2 separate regions of the Homo sapiens genome follow, and region 2 is linked to region 1. Evidence: read pairs that join two places in POLR2A ChIA-PET (ENCODE). Cell type or tissue: Panc1. All regions are shown on one strand. Links, peaks and the distances in the headings refer to the core of each region. The heading gives the core; the rest is flanking DNA.

The links. ChIA-PET counts read pairs that join two places held together with the same protein. Peaks named below come from ENCODE experiments on the same cell type or tissue, not always from the same donor. Only the 100,000 strongest peaks of a DNase experiment are listed, where the experiment ranks them.
Region 2: POLR2A ChIA-PET joins it to region 1 with 8 read pairs; 2 of 35 experiments call an interaction of 5 or more read pairs at or near these places.

Annotation. Positions count from the first base shown.
Region 1 is chr2:144,196,402-144,200,813 of GRCh38, forward strand. The region is part of intron 4 of QTMAN (queuosine-tRNA mannosyltransferase); the gene reads right to left. Among named protein-coding and RNA genes, the nearest start is that of QTMAN, 130 kb to the right of the region's middle. In Panc1, for the core only: no CTCF peak of the experiment used is centred there; a DNase peak (open chromatin) is centred at 1,925.
Region 2 is chr2:144,957,089-144,961,500 of GRCh38, forward strand. All of the region lies in intron 3 of TEX41 (testis expressed 41), which reads left to right. Among named protein-coding and RNA genes, the nearest start is that of LINC01966, 77 kb to the left of the region's middle. In Panc1, for the core only: no CTCF peak of the experiment used is centred there; no DNase peak of the experiment used is centred there.

The DNA.
Region 1 (4,412 bases), core at 224-4,223:
AGTCTGAATACAAATAAATATCTGTATCAATACTGGATATACAGAGAAACTATGAGCTAAAATCCCCCCATGCCCTACATTTTAGATCCCTACTATAGTGAAAGATAGGTTACCAAGTATGGGAAATTTTCTTAGAAACATATTAGTAAATGACCCTTTCAGAATGCTGACTCAAGTGAACATTGTTCAAATGGTACCAAAGTCAACAAACAAAAAAACCTCGAAACTATATTCAAAAGAAGACATTTACTTCCTAAAGCATATTGCCTTATTCACCTTTATATCATTTGTGCCTAGCACGTAATGAGTGTTCATCAAATGTATGCCTGCTATTCCAGATCACTGAGGAGGAAACTGGCTTTTCTGAACTATATATCAAGTATAGTGACGAGCAGAAACTTTACTCATTCATTTTCACTCTGAGATCTAGCATAATACATGAACTCTACAGATGCACTTAATACTTTACTTTTTGGCAGGGGGGATAGTGATAAGTTTGACAAGTTAATGCCAAATAATGGATCACTTATTGATTGTGTGTATTTATATATACAGTCATACATTGCTTGATGATGATACCTTCTGAGAAAGGTGCCATTAGGCAATTTTCTTATTGTGTGAGCATCACAGAGTGTACTTACCCAAATCTAGACAGTATAGCCTACTACACCCCCATGCTATATTTGCATAGCCTATTGCTCCTAGGTTACAAATCTGTACAGCATGTTACTGTATTTAATATCGTAGGCAACTATAACACAATGGTATTTGTGTATCTAAGCACAGAAAAGGTAAATTCTGTAGTAAAAACAGGCAATTATAATCTTATGGGACCACCATTGCACATGCAATCTATCGTTGACCAAAATGTTATGTGGCACATGACTGTATATTTGTGTGTGTGTGTGTGTGTGTGTGTATATATATATATATGTAGATATATGTATGTGTGTATATGTATATATGTAATTGTATTTAAGTGGAAGAAAGCAGTATTACATTAGATTTTTAAAGAAAAATTTTAGAACATTTACGTGCATGGAGTAACTTAAAATGCTGCCAAAACAAACTTACTGAGCCAATGTAATGAGTAAATATGAAAAATTTATTATTAGCATTATCTAGTTTTTAAAATAATTATAACCACTAAAGTAGTTTAATTGTGACCTCTGTAATTTTGACTAAATTAATTTATATCCCAAATCCTTTTCACATAGATAGGACAAAGTTAAATTTCAGTTCCGTTCCAGACAAATTTCTTAACTAGTAAAAAGCAAATAACACAACTTTCATCCATATTGCTAGTTCCTTTCCTGCCTTCCATTCCTACTATTAATGTTCTCATTTAGAATCTCACTATTTTTCTATTAGATATTTAGAATCCAATGATCATCTCCTATACTCATCAATAGTCTCCATCCAATACTGCTGTAATAATCATCCTATCCAGTTTTCCTTGCCTCACTCTCATGTTCTATTATAGCACTCGTTGGTGTTTTTGTCTGAAAAAGCATCATTTCCCCTTATTTAAATCCCAGCAATGGGTCACACACAGTGGCTCATGCCTGTAATTCCTGAACTTCAGGAGGCCAAGGTGGGAGGATAACTTGAGGCTAAGAGTTCAAGGCCAATCTGGGCAACACAGCAAGACACTGTCTCTGCAAAATAAAACTAAAAAGTATCTGGGCATGGTTGCACACACCTGTACTAGCTAGTACGGGAGGCTGAGGTGGGAGGATCATTTGAGCTGAGGAGTTCAAGACTGCAGTGAGCTATGACTGTACTACTATACTCCAATAGAGCAAGACTTTGTTTAAAAAAAAAAAACAAAATACCAGCAATGTAATGTAATTTTCCTTTTGCTCTCTTGTACTCAATTCACGTGGTTTGAATGGGGTTGACTCCACTTCCTGATTCCAAAGTGATGATGTAATATAGGCCTTGCCAAACATGATATCAGATGCCTTTTGCTTCATTAACAAGTCCAAAGGCCACATGATACAAAAAGGTACAGTTGGTTCATCTCAAGACTTTGTTAGAGCTTCTGAAAAAAGAGGTACTCGCAGATAATGCAACTAAGCTGGTGGAATATAAGCTTAGCTCTGGGAGTGATCCATATGGTAAGAGCCTGTTCCAGCATACAGCCAAAACACAGGAAAGAAGAGTCAAGGACGCAGGAGAACAAATGACATCTCGGGATCCAGCTTGCCAATAGCCAACCACCCTAAAACTTTCAGTTACACGACTCAATTACATTTGCTTTCATGTTTATGTGATTTTGAATTGAGTTTGTATCGCACAAAAGAGTCCAGAGCAACAGAGCTTTCCAATGCTGCCCATCACCTATAGTAAAAGCTCTACAAATTCTTAATCTTGAATTTAAGAATGCATATGAACTAGAAAAAAATTTGTCTGTCACTCAACCTGATCTCCCATAACTCCTCCTAACTCAGAATATGTTCATGCTAAACTAAGCTTTTAAAGTTTCCAAACATTTCTCTATTTTTCCTGTGAACTTTTGTTCACAATACTTCCTTTTCCTACAGTGCTCTTCCATTTCATCTCTATTTACCAAAATCTTTAACATCCCCTTAGATCTATGTCAGAATTTGCTAAGCAAGAATTAAACCCACTTCTCTGTACTGTACTTTTTTTTTTTTTTTGAGATGGAGTTTCACTCTTGTTGCGCAGGCTAGAGTGCAATGACACAAGCTCGACTCACTGCAACTTCCACCTCCCAGGTTCAAACGATTCTCCTATCTCAGCCTCCTCAGTAGCTGGGATTACAGGTGCCCACCACTACGCCCGGCTAATTTTTGGTATTTTTAGTACAGGCAGGGTTTCACCATGTTGGCCAGGCTGGTCTCGAACTCCTGACCCCAGGTGATCCGCCCGCCTCGGATTCCCAAAGTATTGGGATTACAGGCGTGAGCCACCGTGCTCAGCCTTCTACTGAACTTCTTTAGTGAATACTGCCCTCCTGTAGAACTGAGTATTCTGTGTGAGTTCTACAGTAATATCATGAGTATATAGTATACATACATGTCCTATGTCCCATGTCCTGTAGAGAGAGATAGCTAACATGACAGTCAAATGCCTTCTCTTTGAAAAGGCAAATAATCATGAAGGGCTGAGGCTGAAAAAGGAAATCTGAACAAATAAGAAGTCATATTAGAGTGACTCTGAAGATAGAAGCACTGTTAACACTTATTCCCCAAAAATCTCTAGCTCTAAAAATTAAAGTTGAATATATATATATTTTAATTCAAGGAGATGTACAAATAAGCCTAGGAAAAAGTTAAGTTAAATGAAGCAGTGAATGAGCTGACAAAGTTGAATGAGAGACATGACAAATTCCTTAAATCTTGATCTTGATGTTAATTCTTTGTTCATGACATCATAAAACTTAGGAACAGATAAATCATAAACCTTCAGTTACAAATGAAAAAAATAATATTACATACTCAAAAGTTAATACTAATACTCCAAAGTGATTTTTTTCAGGCCAAATAATTAATGGCAGAGCTGAGATTAAAACCCAGGACTGCTGATTCTCCTACCATAGTATGTTGTTTCTTTCAAACACAAGTGATTATTATTCTTTTGGTAAACTCTTTTATGTATATATACAATTTAAAATATTTTATTAAAGATCAGTTAAAGATTCATTTTTGTGGGGCAGATTCTAAGCCAGGGGCTACAAACACAAAGGCCTAAATGGGCCAGTTAAGCAACATAAATGTGAAAAGTAGGCTGTTATAAAATAATGGTGACCAGTAGTATTTGTGACCAAAATGAAGAATGTCTATCTGTCTAAAAGCATTAATTTAAAAAAAAGTTTAAACAATTGCAGTATCCAAGCAAAATACCTCTTTGGGCCAAATTCTAATCTGTCATTTATTCTGATAGTGTCTCTTCCATAAATTTAAAAGTCATTGTTCATGGGTGGCCACTGTCAAAACTAAAAAGCCTTAAAATACAATCACATGAAATTTTACACAATATCACAGGCATGTTCTAGACCAGTGGTGTCCAATCTTTGGCTTCTCTCAGCCATGTTGGAAAAACAGTTGTCTTGGGCCACACATAAAATACACGAACAATAACAATAGCTGATGAGCTTAAAAAGAAATCTCATAATGTTTTAAGAAAGTTAGAAAATGTAAGAATTTGTGTTGGGCCGCATTCAAAGCTGTCCTGGGCCAAAGGCTAGACAAGCTTGTTCTAGACTAATGTTTCCTGAACTAAGAAACTTTTTTTCTAGAAATACTTTTATACAAGGGAAATTCCAGAAAATCATATTTTCTTTTGTCAAAATTTACATAACAGAAAATGGCAGCTTTCATAGTCTGATTAATATAACCCATGAAAGTGAAAAAAATGTGTATGGAATTCTTTGGTTTAATCCAGTA
Region 2 (4,412 bases), core at 315-4,314, 760 kb after region 1:
ATGATATAGTAATTAAGGAAATACTAGTCCAGTTTTTTTTTTTTTTAATTCAGGGCAAGAAGTGTCTCTCATATCCAAACACTGAACAAAAATCTTTTTTATTTTATTTATTTATTTATTTTTTGAGATGGAGTCTCGCACTGTCACCCAGGCTGGTGTGCAGTGGCATGGTCTCGGCTAACTGCAACCTCCGCCTCCCGGGTACAAGCAATTCTCCTGCCTCAGCTTCCTGAGTAGCTGGCATTACAGGTGCGTGCCACCACACCTGACTAATTTTTTGTATGTTTAGTAGAGACAGCGTTTCTCCATGTTGGCCAGGCTGGTCTCCAACTCCTGACCTCATGATCCACCCGCCTCAGCCTCCCAAAGTGCTGGGATTACAGGCGTGAGCCACTGTGTCTGGCCAAAAATCTTAAGTTTACTCCGATTGAATCAAGCAAGACACCTGCCCCCAGTAACAGGTCACTGGGAGCAGAGAAGTCTGCATCCTTGAATGGCTGAGATGGGTTCCAGTGACTTCTGAGCTCTACCTGTGGGAAGCAGGGAGAGTGGTTTCAGTTATACTACTGGGTTCAGGCTAATCAGGACCCACCGCTAGAATTGAGGTTTGGTATGCTGGCATCCAAATTGCATAACTGGAAAATTCTGAATCTTAGAAAACAAGACAGTTGTTGTTGTTTGATAATCTTAACACAGAGGCTATAAGCAAAAGCCTTTAATTATAACAGGAAAGCTAATCTACTCATTTAAAGTGTTCAAAATTACCTGTGGTGTGTTTTTTGACTTGAGAAGAATGTAATAATTGATGGCAAGAAAAATGATGTTTCTTGGAGAAATGCTTATGTCAGTTGGCTATTTTTGCTGAGAATCCTACTCATTGCTTTGTACTTTGATATATATATTGATTCTCAATTTAAAAGAGTATCAGGCTTATTAGAATAATTTTAAACCATTCATGTTAAATTGGTTTGTTCCTTGGTCACAATGTGTCCCTTATTTGAAAGCTACGATTTCCAATGCATTCTTTCTAAGGAATGGACATCAAATTCAGAAAAAAAAAAAACTCTGTTAGTGCAACTCTAATGGATGCATAAAAATTAACATTAATGTAGCTTAAATATCAAGGGCACAGCAATTTTCTTCACTAATGGTGGTGATGAAATCTATGCAAGTTAAGTATGAATAAGAAACAGTAGTACATTTGTATACATTTGGTAAATTTTGGGGAGAATTTGATGATATATCTAGCCTTTTTTGACAGATATTGGCTATTTTGACATTTTAGATTATATTTTACATAATATAATAATTCCAGTTTATTTTATATTATTTAATATAATTTAATTTGGATTTGTATGACTTTAACGTGACTCATTGTGTATAATTCTATCTTGAAAGATACAAAAGGTCAGTCTGGATCATGAGTGACTTTCCAATCATACCCATGAAATCAGTATCAGATTATAATGCTTAACATGTCTCAGATTAGCCAGATAAATTGATTTTCAGAAAGAACAATTGTGATATTTGAGTATTCTGATTACAACTCTCACTTAAAAATTTAGAGATTTTTTAAAAAGGCATTACTACTCTATCCCTGTATGTGAGCTTCATTTGCTGGAGTGTAAAATTCAGAGAAATAACTATTTGAATAAAATTTTGCTTTCTGCCCCTTCCCCCACTTATGTTATTCTCACTCTTAATAGAATAAAGGGAACAGTGCTGCATGGATATGACACAGGTATTAAATTCATCTGAGTCAGATGTTTTCAGGTATTTGGGTAAAATAGAATGTCTCAGTCTAAAATTTTGCCAGAAATGCATTATCATAAGAGTACAATAAATTCCCACTATAGATAGCAATGATATTGTAGGCCCTAGGAGTGACTATAGAGTGACTATAGAGACTAAGTCAATCAGTAGTATCTTTTTATGTAGTCACCTGGAGATGTACATGAGTAAAACTCTTTCTGCAAGTGACAGAGTGGAATCCATTTACTCTCATAACCAAAAAGTCCGGAGTACATTTGGCTTCAAGTTTTATTTTGATCCGGGTGTTCAAACCAATTTCTAGGACCTACTATCTCTTAATCCCTTACTTAGCCCTTGCTAGTCTCTGTGTTATGATTTCATGTACAGGTTCCATTTTGCAGCAAGCTGGTGCTTCCAGCCATAATCTCACTACCTCACAATTCCGTGTTCTGTGAAAACAGCATCTCTTGTCTGAAAGTGCTTACAAGAGTACCAAGGCTGATTCACTCTGGTTGGACAAGCTTTAGTCATGTGTCCATCTCTGAACCAGTCACTGTGGCCATCGAATGAGTGCGTCAGTCACTTAGTGCTTGGTCGCATGCCCATCACATGGTCCTAGCAAGAGCTTCACTCAGATCACATCAAGCTCGGTGTCCCTAAGAGAAAACAGAGCATGTTGCTGGAAGAAAAAAAAGGAAATGCTTAGGAAGGGAATGTTTGCTATGGGAGTCTATTTAGGCATTATGGGATGTTAACTCAAGATGTTTTGGGAACTGTTGCCTTAGTATGGAAAGCTTATGACTCACTCCCCACAAAATAGTCTAATTATTTTATATCTCCAGTAAACTTTTTATTGGATATGGTTTTACAAAATTTACTTAGCCATCTTACTTAGCCCTGCAATAACTGACTTTTGACTGGTTCCAAAACAGAAATTGTCTTCATAGGAAAAGGATTTGCTCTTGTTGTGAATATTTCAAAGAGTGCTCTAGATATGCTCATGTAAATTCCAGAACCTCAGGTCTAAAAATATTCTGGAAAAATACCCGATCATTGGCATAAATGTGTAATATCCTAAGATGACTGATTTGAAAGAGTGTACACTCATTTGGGTGTATAAATTCTGGTTTATTTGTGCACAAAACATCCCTCTACAGGAAGGTAATTATGATCGTAAGCTTTGGAGCTTGACTACCTGGGCTTGAATCTCAGGTAGTCACCATGCTACCTTGAAAAAGTTATTTAAGTCTTTTCTGTCTCAGAAACTTAATATGTAAAATTATAATGATGGTTGTAATAGTACCTATTTCATTGGATTGAGATGCAAGTGTATTAATATACATTTCCTAATAAATGATAGTTCTTATTAATATTATTTAAAAATGCATCTAAAATTACTATTTTATATGTGAGGAAATAAGTACACTATAAGTCAGCTTGAGAGAACTATCAAGCCTATGGTTAATCAAAAGTACGAAATATGATATAGGTACAGGTAGCACGGAAACAAATGGAGAGCCAGGGAAACTAGGTTTTGACCCTGATTTTTCCCCAAGTAATGATAATCATGGGCATATATACATCTGTGGGCCTTTTATAGCAATGAAATTAAATAATTCTATAGGTAAACATGAAATCCACAATCAAAGAGTAATCAGAATTGGCTTGGAGTTAATTATGTCTTGCTTAATTAATACTTCAAAACTATGTTGCAAATATATGTCTACTAGGATAGCAATATATGTCTACTGGGATAGTAGACATATATTTGCAACACAGTTTCGAAGTATATTAGAGGACAAGATTAGCGGAGAAAAAAGAAAATAATAAGAGGCCTTATTTGGGTGAGGGTAAGTAGAGGACTGCAGCAGTTGAAGCATAGAGGTAGAGCTTATCAAACAATTTGGAAGGACTATAATTTGCTTTGGTTAGTGTGTAGGAGCACATGGGTGAAATAATAATAGTTAAATACACAGAGGCAAGAAGCAGTCATTTAATACACAGTATTTAGGGCTAAGCTTAAGTTTTTTAAGCATTAAGAAGTTATCTTAAATTCCTGAGTAGGGAAGCATGTGGTATTTGAGAAAATGACAAACATTTTGAAACAAGGCCTAGTGCAGCAAGTTACACATAGTAGTATTTCAAGAAATGTGTGTTGCTTTGAAATTCACTGACAGCTTAAAAATAGACACTTCTGGTTGGAGCACTAAGCTACATGGTCCTCATGGTGTTCTCTTTATAAACCATTTTATTTTAATCATACGAATCTGCAAAAGTTGTCCATCTCCCATACTTGAACTGAATCCTAGGAGGCACATGTACTTCTCTTAAAGTGTTATCAACTTATTCTCTTTTAGAAGATGTTGTCTTCTATTGGAGAAGGACAGACTTAGACACAATTTAATTACCAATAGGCCCTAGCATAATAAGATAGCTCAGTAAATATCCAGGGAATTAAGGGGACCCTTTATTATACTATGCTCTCATCTATAGGATTCACAAGAAATGAGGTTACTTCTAGCTGAACAGAGGTTTTCCCTGGATATTAACATTTTTCTTTCAGAATCCTTTTTGTTTGTTTTCTTTTAATCTCTTCTCAAGGAAGTAGGTGCCCATTACTTATTCCAATGCAAATTCCTCTATTCGATTTGTTCCCGTCT